Linked DNA regions of Homo sapiens: region 2 is linked to region 1. Evidence: read pairs that join two places in POLR2A ChIA-PET (ENCODE). Cell type or tissue: MCF 10A. All regions are shown on one strand. Links, peaks and the distances in the headings refer to the core of each region. The heading gives the core; the rest is flanking DNA.

Region 1 (4,000 bases), core at 1-4,000:
GCTACAGCCTAAGACTAGCCTCACAAATCCTTTTTTCCATTAATCCAGACTTCACAGAGGACACAAACAGTAATTTTATCATTTATTCAACCGGTCTGCACAGGGAGAGGGAGGCCCGAAGTCCAGCTGTTAAGAACTTTTACTCTTTTACCAGCATGTCAGACTTCTGGGTTTCCTTCCCCTGAGCTCACTTTTAAGCCAAGCAGTTTAAGGTTTGGGGAAACTAACTTTTCCTACTTTGGGGGATATATCTGAGGGGAGTGTCCTGTGGTATGGGGACACAATTACCCATCTGTGAAGAGAGGACAGAGTAAGGATTTTTTTTTCCCTCAAAGGAATCCCAGTGATTCAGGAGGCATTTGAGAGAAATACAGACTGAAGATGATTGGTTACTCAACTAGAAAGAGGGGAACAAGTCATCCCTAGTTCCTTTTTTCTCCCAGGGAATAACCGGGTTATGTGAGGGAGAGAGAGAAGAGCTGTCCTCACATCCCTGAGTCCCTGTAACCTTGGGATGGTGCAGACCATGGGTGCCAATGTGGCTTTTCACCCTTGTTAACAGGGGGCCTAGGAGGTGGGAATTATCCGCATTTACCCACATGCTGCCTTTCCTCTGCTGTCAGTAACCTTTGAGTTCCCTAGACCTTGTCTGTGCCATGGATGCTAGCATGACCTCTATCCATGAAATGGGAGGGGTCCTAACTGGCAGGAATTAGTCATGCTAAGGTAAATCTGTGGTGCTGAGTCCTCCTCAAACAAGGGAGAGTAAAGGGTGTCTTGTGAGTTGGGGTCCTGGCTTAATAAGATGTTTTCCAAAAGGAAAAAAAAAAAACAAAACTCTTGCATAGAAAAGCTCCCTGTTTTCACAGGGCCATGTTAGAAAAGAAAAGAAAAAAACAGCTTAAATGCAGGATGGAGAAAATGCCTGAGGGAAAATCCTCTAGCTCTATGCAAATGGGTTCCTCCAACAGGGAGAGAAACTCTTAATCATTGTTCCCTCCTTTTGCCTAGGCCAGGGGTGGAAAGACTCTGTGGAGACCCATGGCGGGAGTTGGTGGCTGCAGCTCATTCCTGCCCCATGTGGCTGTTGGATGGAGCATGTGCATGTGCAGACATGTCCATACACCCTAGCTGGGAGGGAAGCAGGGAGGATGGGTGCCTCCGCTTGCCTTTCTGTTCCGAGCGTGTGCCTGTGGCCCTTGGGGTGGGGGTGTGAGATGTGCCTCTAAGAACAGATGGAAATCGCATTGTTCTGAATGGCATTTCTGATGGCTGGGCTAAATGCTCACTCTACCTAGTAGTATCTGCAGTTTGCAGCAACATCTTTAACATTATAAAAGAAGAGCTAAGTGCCAGGATAATCCTGGAACAAAAGAAGGAAAATACTGTAGAAAAGACTGGTTTGGAATAAGGCTGACATTCCCAACCCTTGAGAGTGATAGGGGTTTTTGGGGGTACTCTCCAGCATCCTGTCCTCTGTAGCTGTGCCATTCATTCTTATCTGGCTCACCAGAGGTTTGGTGCTGCATCTGCCTTCAGAAAAAGTCTGAGGAGGAGAAGACTCAGAAATGAAAGCAAAAGGTTTCAGATCTGCAGTTTACTCACCTGCCAGGTATTCTGGACAAGCCCCCAAAATGATGAAGGGTTTTTTGCTCCTTAGCTCAGCTAGGTCTAGGTTCTTGTCTCATGACCAGGAAGAAATAGCCATGTGGACATCAAAGAGTGAGTGGAGTAGAATTTATTAGGTGAAAAGGAAAGCTCTCAGCAAAAAGAGGGGTCCTGAAAGCAGGCTGCTGGTTGCCCCCTTCACAGTTGAATACAAGGGCATTTTACATACATGCTGATGGGGCTGTGTTCCCTACTTGTATAAGGTGTGAATTCCTTGTCGATTCACCCCATTTCCCCTGTGGGCGTGTGGGCACTTAGTCCGCTGCGGGCATGTTTAGGCAAAGCTCCTGTTCAAGTTCCCTTATCTGGACCAAACAAAGGTGGGAGGTTCTCCAGGGATCCTTGCCTTACTGTATGCCTGAAGCTGGCTAACTCCTTTCATTATTATAGCCAAATAGGTTCTTCTTGCCCGATGCCCAGAAAGTTAATATGCTGAGAACAGCAGTAGTTGCAGCAGAGATAGTGTTTAGTCATAGCACTTTAATTGGGAGGAGGATGGGAGATATTTCTCAAATCTGCCTCTCTAAGAGTTTGGAGGCTAGGGTTTTTAGCGGTAATTTGGTGGGCAGAGCACTAGGGAATAGGTATTGCTGATTGACTGGGCATGAAATCATGGTATTGTCCAAACTGTCTTCATGTGCTGAGTCAGTATCTGGGTGCAGGTGTTACAGGACTGGTTGAGTCAGTTCCTTGATATGAATCACGGTCCTGTTGGTATCAGGTGGTATGGCCGAATGCACGAGTCTGAAAAATATCTGAAAGATCAATCTTAGTTTTTGATAATAGTGCTGTTATCTAAAGGAGCAACTGGGGAAGACTTTGACTTTGGGAGACAGAGACAAAATCAGAGGCAGGAGGATTGCTTAAGCCCAGAAGTTGGAGACCAGCCTTGGCAACATAGTGAAACCCCATCTCTACAAAAAAATTAAAAAAAAAAATTATTCTGGCGTGGTGGCATACACCTGTAGTCTCAGCTACTTGGGAGGCTGAGTTGGGAGGATCGCTTGATCTGGGATGTCAAGGCTGCAGTGAACTGAGATCCCACCACTGCACTCCAGCCTGGTTAACACACTGAAACCCTGTATCAAAACAAAGCAAAACAAAATAAAATAAGATAAAATAAAATAAAATCTTGTGACTCCTGAGTAGTAAGCAAGCTAGGGAACAATGGCTGGTTATTGCTTAATGATGCTTACAGCTTAACAGAATTTAGGTCCTTACCATAATTCTAACCTTGTGGCCTTTCATTATTTTCACAAAGGCAGTTTCCATCCTGAACAAAGAGGAGGTTAGTTTTAAGCAGGGACTATTATCATCCTTGCTTCAAACTGTAAACTAAATTCCTCCTATGGTTAGCTTGGCCTACACGGAGGAATGAACGTACAGACAACTTATGAGGTTAGAAGTGAGATGAAGTCAGCTATGTTAGATTTCTCTCAGTCGTATTATTTGCAAAGGCAGTTTTACTGTTATGGGAAAAAGCAGGACACTTTTGAGAAACCAAATGTCAAAAAACAAAATGAAAACAAATTTAGTTTAAAGATGTTAATTGACTTTGTTTATGATTCTAGAATTGTACAACACTTCATTCCATAAAATAGAATGAGTGTTACAGTGAGTGGACTAGAGGAGATTGGTTTTATAGATAGAAAAGGGCCAAAGAAAAGAGAAACAAAGAACAAGAAGTGGATTGGTCACTTCAAAGTTACTTTTCTAGTAAGGCAAGAACAGGGAAACAGCACAATAAAAAAATAACTATTAATATCAGGTTACTTAAGTTTACTTATTTTTGGGTAAGTGTTAAAGGAAGAAGGAACTTGATTGTCTTGCTGCCTGGCCTATTTTGGAAATTTGGCTATTATTTTTCTCTCCTGATTTATTGGAAAGTCAGATAACTTTTTGATTTGGTGATAGGGAACTTTAATGCTTTGATTTTGATTTTTAGTCTAGTGTGTTGGGGCCTAGTGCAGGAGCTTAGCCCAAAACAGTAGATTTCTATAATTTTTATTTAACGTGAAAGCCCATTGTGGCTAAGTGTAGACAGCAAGGATGTATGGAAAAAGATGAAGTTAAGGAGAACAGAAAATGCTAGGCCTTAGACCATGTTAAGAATATTTGGTCTTTAAAAGCTGTGGGAATTCATTGAAAATTCATTAAATTCATTTTGAGCAGAGGATGTGGGCTAACTAGATTAGATAGATATTTTGTAAAGAACATTCAGATTGCCTAGTGGAAAATAGATTAGAAGTGGTAGGCTGGGAGTGGGTTGTGCAACAGTAGATGAAAGGAGACCAGTTAGAAAGCAATTGTATTTATTGAAAGAGATGGTGGT
Region 2 (6,406 bases), core at 1,136-5,135, 58 kb before region 1:
TAATTCTAGAGCTCCAAAACAGTATGAATAACCATTGGTTTAAGTTGTAGTTGGTTTCTCATACTAATAACAGATAACTGGCTCTGCAGAATGTCAAATAAGTTTACCTTTACTCAATTTTAATGAAAGTTGAACAGATTCCTTTACTACAGGTTTTCCCTTTAATAAGCTGATGTACTTTGGAAGTTTCCTAGATTCCTTATGGAGTAATTTCCAAACTTGTTTATACAGGAATTCCTTATTGTCCTCCTAGAAGTACTCAAGATTAACATCTTGATCCAGTGTCTCAATGGGTCAATTTGGAAAACTGTCTTAGCTGCTTGAGGAAAAAGTACTTTTGCATACTGTATTACTAACTGCTTTCTTTTTAAAAATTTACCTGCTAAGAAGCTTAGTAGAAACCTCTCAAAATTCTGTATTGGTTTATATCACTGACAGATGTTCATTCAAATAATTACCCATTCAGGCTCAATAAGTAGATTAGTTAAGCTATAGAGAGTTAATAAAATGAAGAATAGAGTAGATTTACATGAAATATACAAATAATGATTATGTCAGAAAAGAACAATATGAGCGCCACTAAAATTAAACTAAGTCTACAGGGTGACATAACTGGCTTTGTCTCCACTATCTTATACCTAAGTTCTGGTTCTCTTCAATATATGTAAAATAAAAACTAAAATTACTTGATCTACAAAGTGTGAAATATAAAGAGAAATCACTGACTTCTTGAATTCAGTTGAGAATATATATACAGGCATACCTTGTTTTATTGTGCTTTGCAGACACTGTTTTTTTTTTTTTTTTTTAAACAAACTGAAGGTTTGTGGCAATCTTGCTGTGAGCAAGTCTATAAGCATCATTTTTCCTACAGCATGAGCATTCAGTGTCACATTTTGGCAATTCTTGAAATATTGTAAACTTTTTCATTATTACATATCTGTCATGGTGATTTGTGACCAATGATCTTTGATGTTACCATTGTAATTGCTTTAGAGTGTCACAAATTGTGCCCATATAAGACAGTAAACTTAATCAAGTGTTGTGTGTGCTCTGACGGCTCCACTGACTGGCTGTTTCCCTACCTCTCCTCAGCCCTCCCTATTCCTTGAAACACGTTGAAATCGGGCAAATTAATAACCCTAAAATGGCCTCCAAGTGTTCAAGTGAAAGAGTTAGTTGCATGTCTATCATTTTAAATCAAAAGCTGGAAATTACTAAGCTTCTAAGGAAGGCTTGTAGAAAGCCAAGATAGGCGAAAAGCTAGGTCTCTTGCACAAAACATTTAGCCAAGTTGTGAATGCAAAGGAAAAATTCTTGAAGGAAATTAAAAGTGCTACTCCAGTGAACACACACACTAAGAAAGTGAAACAGCCTTATTGCTGATATGGAAAAAGTTTCAATGGTCTGGATAGATTAAACTAGCTATCACATTTCTTTAAGTCAAAGCCTTATCCAGAGCAAGCCTTCTAAATCTGTTCAATTCTACAAAGGCTGAGAGAGGTGAGGAAGTTGCAGAGGAAAATTCTGAAACTAGCAGGTGTTGGTTCATAAAGTTTAAAAGTGTAAGAAAAAAAGCCTTCTCTAGAACATAAAAGTCTAGGTGAAGCAGCAAGTGCTGATGTAGAAGCTGCAGCAAGTTATCGAGAAAATTTAGGTAAGATCACTGATGAAGGTGGCTACACTAAACAACAGATTTTCAAGATAGACAAATCAGCTTTTAATTGGAACAATATGCCATCTAGGACCTTCATATCTAGAGAGAAGTAAATACCTACTTTCAAAGCTTTAAAGAACAGGCTGACTCTCTTGTCAGGGGCTTTTGCAGCTGGTGACTTTAAGTTGAAGTCGATGTTCATTTACCATTTACAAACATCCTAGGGCCCTTATGAAATATGCTAAATTTAACTCTGCTTGTGCTCTACAAATAGAACAACAAAGTCTAGAGGACAGCACATCCGTTTACTTAATAATTTTAAGCCCACTGTTAAGACCTATTGCTCAGAAAAAAAGATTCCTTTCAAAATACTAATGCTCACTGACAATACACCTGGTCACTCAGGAGTTCTCATGGAGATGGACGAGAAGATTAATGTTGTTTTCATGTCTGCTAACTCAACACCCAGTCTGCAGCTCATGGATCATGCAATTTTGACTTTTGTGTCTTCTTATTTAGGAAATACATTTTGTAGGGCTATAGCTGCTATAGATACTTTCTTTCATGGATCATGCTTCTCTGACGGATCTAGGCAAAATAAATTGAAAAGCATCTGAAAAGAATTTGCCATTGTAGATGCCATTAAGAACATTTGTGATATGTGTAAGGAGGTCAAAATATCAACATTAATAGGAATTTGGAGGAAGTAGATTCCAATCCTCATGGATAACTATGAGGGGTTCAAGATTTCAGTGAAGAAACTAACTGCAGATGTGGTGGACATGAAAGAGAACTAGAATTAGAAGTGGAGCCTGAAGACAGGACTGAATTGCTGCAATCTCATGATTAAACTTGAAGAAATGAAGAGCTGCTTCTATGGATAACCAAAGAAAATGGTTTCTTGAGAAAGTTTACCACCTACTCCCTATAAAGATGCTATCTACGTTGAAATAACAAAGGATTTAGAATATGACATAAATATAGCTGATAGAGCAGTGGCAAGGTTTGAAAAGATTGTCTCAAATTTTTAAAGAAGTTCTACCGTGGGTAAAATGCTATCAAAGAGCATCACACACTACAGATAAATCTTTCATGAAAGGACGAGTCAATCTATGCAGTAAACTTCATTGTTGCCTTATTTTCAGAAATTGTCACAGCCACTCCAACTTGCAGCAACCATTACTCTTACTAGTCAGATGCCATAAACATTGAGGGAAGACCTCCACCAGCAAAAAGATTATGACTTGCTGAAGGTTCAGATTATCATTAGCATGTTTTAGCAATAAAGTATGTCTAAAATTAAAGCAAGGCATTATCTTTTCAGATATAATGCTATTGCACACTTAATAGACTATAGTGTAGTGTAAACATAATTTTTATATGCACCGGAAAACCAAAACATTTGTGTGACTCATTTTATTATGATATTTCATTTATTGCAGTGGTCTGGAGAACTAAATCTGCAATATCTCTGAGTCAAGCCTGTTATGTATGTATGTATGTATGTGTGTATATATAAAATTATAAACATACATATCTATGTACATATAAAAGACATAACAAATGATAATTAACATAAAATACTTAACAAAATTTTAAAACAATAAATTCCTCAAAATTAGATCTTAATGTAATGTTTACCTTTCGATTTCTTTTTCCTGAGGGTTTGAAATCATTAACTTTGCTTGGTCATTTTCATTAGTGAAGGCTTTCTGTTCTTCATAGGCTTTTAGTTTTTCTTTTAACAATAAAATCTAGTAGAGAGAAATCACTAGTTAAAATACAAAAGAAGTCATTTACATGGCCACAGCCAAATTTAGCTGTAAAAAATAACTGAATTAACCAGATTTTAATTTTAATAGAAAAATATGTTAAATTTTTGGACAATTAAGATTATAAAATTCTATAAATGAAGAACTGCGCAAGACTAGCATAAAAATATAAACAGACATACCTCTGCCTTCTGCTCATTACAGATCTTTACATATTGAGTTATATGATTATTGACATTAAGAACATTGCTCTTCAACTGTTGAAAGATAGAAATTATGATTGTTTATAGAGAGATAATAATCACAGAGATAAATACATGAATAACATGACATTGCATTTTCATTGAGTTCCATGAATTCAGAATTTGTGATAATTATGCTCACATTTAAAATCTATGACAAGAGGATCTGCTGAGCACATTAATAATGTAAATGAAATTATAAAGAAATTACTTTATTGAGAAAAGGTATTTATAAGCATGTAATTGCAATATAATAAAATTCCCTACTTTCTTACTCCTTTGACTTCTAAGTAATGCAGAGATAGTTTTTCATGCTACCCTTTCAGGAATTCAGTTGGTTTTCACTGAGTTCTTACTATATTTTAACATTTTTATCATAGTATGGGCCCCTTGACATTTATGGTATAGTAGAGAGGATATTAAACATATAAATCCAAATACTTGATATTGAGACCTTGCCTACTTCTCACTTAACCTGACTTAGAATTCGAACTGTTTGATGTTTGGGTTACTCATCTGTAAAGTGGAGCTAAGAATTCATTCCTCAAGGGGCTAGTGTAAGGGCTACATGAAAATCATGTGTTACAAACCTTTCTGTACACCCATATAGTATGACCTTTTACAATTAATTATATAATGAGCCTGGGAACATTTTTCTTAAGATGACAATAACATGCTCATCTTCAGACACTTAAGGAGAGTGGCAGAGGGGAAAGGGAGAAGAGGAGGAGTCATCACAACAGCTTAACTCTAGGTTTTTTCAACCCCGATATATTATAATTTAAACATACATATTTTGATATACATGTTTTTAAGTACAACACATCTTTGGCAAAAATACTAATGTAACCAATTATTATTATTATATTTCTGGAGAAATACAGAGATTGGTACATCAACATCATGAATGTGGACTATAAATTATGTAGAAAAGACTTTTTAAAAAATAAGCTTTATACCTATTTTACAGATGAAATAATAGGCTTGGAAAGCTTAACTAACATATCCAAGATTTTCAGGTGAAAGTTTTGGTTCTCAGCTAAAGCAGAGCATCATCCTGGGCTGCAACAAATGTGTTCAAGTTTTGAGTGATTACTCCAAGATGCCATCCAAATACAATACGCCATGACATCAAAGAGGTTAGGGAGAAAGCCACTCAAGTACCATAGTACCCAAAAGATCGAATAATAGTATCTATTATATATATATATATATAATCAAGATGCTTTATGGTTTAACCGTCTAAATTAATGTTCGACTAAGCAGGTTAGCAAAGACCCTTCTAACCCTCAGCTGCCTAACTCATTATGTAGAAACATAACCTGAATTAATACTTTCATTACAATTATAAAAATCATATGCAGACAATACCTTCACAACAAAGGCAGAGTAAACAGACTTACAGAAGATTTAATGTCCTTTGCCCGGTTAGCATACTTAAGAGTGTTATATGTGTCATCGTAGAATACAGAGGAAGGACTAACAGCAGCTATCATTATAGTTTGACAGTTTCCTCCAAGAGAATCCTTTAACAAGCGAGTAAGCTTACTATTTCTGTAAGGGATATGCTGATTCTTTCTCTGAAAGCACAAAAAAGAGATCTTATGTCATTTTCCACATTTAAATGCAAACCTGCTACCACTTTAGCACTTCACTGTGGGGGGAGGATTACCTAGGTGCCGAGGCAAGAGACTGAAGGTATAAACTGTTTCAGTATAATGAAAAAAATAGCTAGAATAAGAATAGTCATAATACAACTTAGATATAGAGATGATCATGGACAATTATCAATCACTATTATAAACATTATTAATCATTAGCTTTTAATATTACTCTTTGTTGCATTACGAATATAACCTAGGAATAACCGGCGGGTATGGGGTCAGCTGCTGAAGGGACATTGTGAGAAGTGATCTAGAAGGCAAGAGGTGAGCCTTCTGTTATGCCGGCACAAACGCCGCTTGAGGGCTCCTTGGTCAAGTGGTAATGCCAGTGTCTGGGAAGACACCCATTACTTAGAAGACCGCGAAAGGGAGTCTCCTTTCCTTGGAGGAGTCAGGGAACACTCTGCTCCACCAGCTTCCTGTGGAAGGCTGGATATTATCCAGGCCTGCCCGCAGTCATCCGGAGGCCTAAACCCCTCCCTGTGGTGCTGTGCTTCAATGGTCATGCTCCTTGTCCACTTTCATGTTCCTCCTGTACTCCTGGTTCCTCTTTGAAGTTCACAGTAGACAGCAACAGAAGAAATAGTGAAAGTCTTAAAGTCTTTGATCTTTCTTATAAGTGCACAGAAGAAAACACGGATGTATGCGCCATCTCTCTCTCTGTTATCGGCTACCTAAGAGGGAAGGGTCCCCTGTCCTATGATCACGTGACTTGCCTCACCTTGTCAATCACTTAGAAGATTCACCCTCCTTACCCTGCCCCCTTGTCTTGTATGCAATAAATATCAGCGCGCCCAGCTGTTCGGGGCCACTACCGGTCTCCGTGTCTTGATGGTAGTGGTCCCCTGGGGCCCAGCTGTTTTCTCTTTATCTCTTTGTCTTGTGTCTTTATTTATTACAATCTCTCGTCTCCGCACACGGGGAGGACACCTGCCAAGTCCCGTAGGGCTTGACCCTACACTTCACTATAAGAACTTAAGCGCTACCCAATTTTATCCAGACTTATAATTGGTGATTGAGGTGATGACAAAGAATCTTACAGGATTATTCAGTGAATATATGAAACAAATA

Evidence for each region. ChIA-PET counts read pairs that join two places held together with the same protein. Peaks named below come from ENCODE experiments on the same cell type or tissue, not always from the same donor. Only the 100,000 strongest peaks of a DNase experiment are listed, where the experiment ranks them.
Region 2: POLR2A ChIA-PET joins it to region 1 with 5 read pairs; 2 of 35 experiments call an interaction of 5 or more read pairs at or near these places.

What each region holds. Positions count from the first base shown.
Region 1 is chr11:28,138,934-28,142,933 of GRCh38, forward strand. All of the region lies in intron 3 of METTL15 (methyltransferase 15, mitochondrial 12S rRNA N4-cytidine), which reads left to right. Among named protein-coding and RNA genes, the nearest start is that of METTL15, 33 kb to the left of the region's middle. RefSeq lists enhancers at 979-1,585, 1,474-2,673. In MCF 10A, for the core only: no CTCF peak of the experiment used is centred there; DNase peaks (open chromatin) are centred at 1,948 and 2,318.
Region 2 is chr11:28,079,558-28,085,963 of GRCh38, forward strand. It overlaps KIF18A (kinesin family member 18A), which reads right to left. Exons shown (of 17, transcript NM_031217.4): 7 at 5,075-5,251; 8 at 3,612-3,686; 9 at 3,299-3,411. Among named protein-coding and RNA genes, the nearest start is that of KIF18A, 25 kb to the right of the region's middle. In MCF 10A, for the core only: no CTCF peak of the experiment used is centred there; no DNase peak of the experiment used is centred there.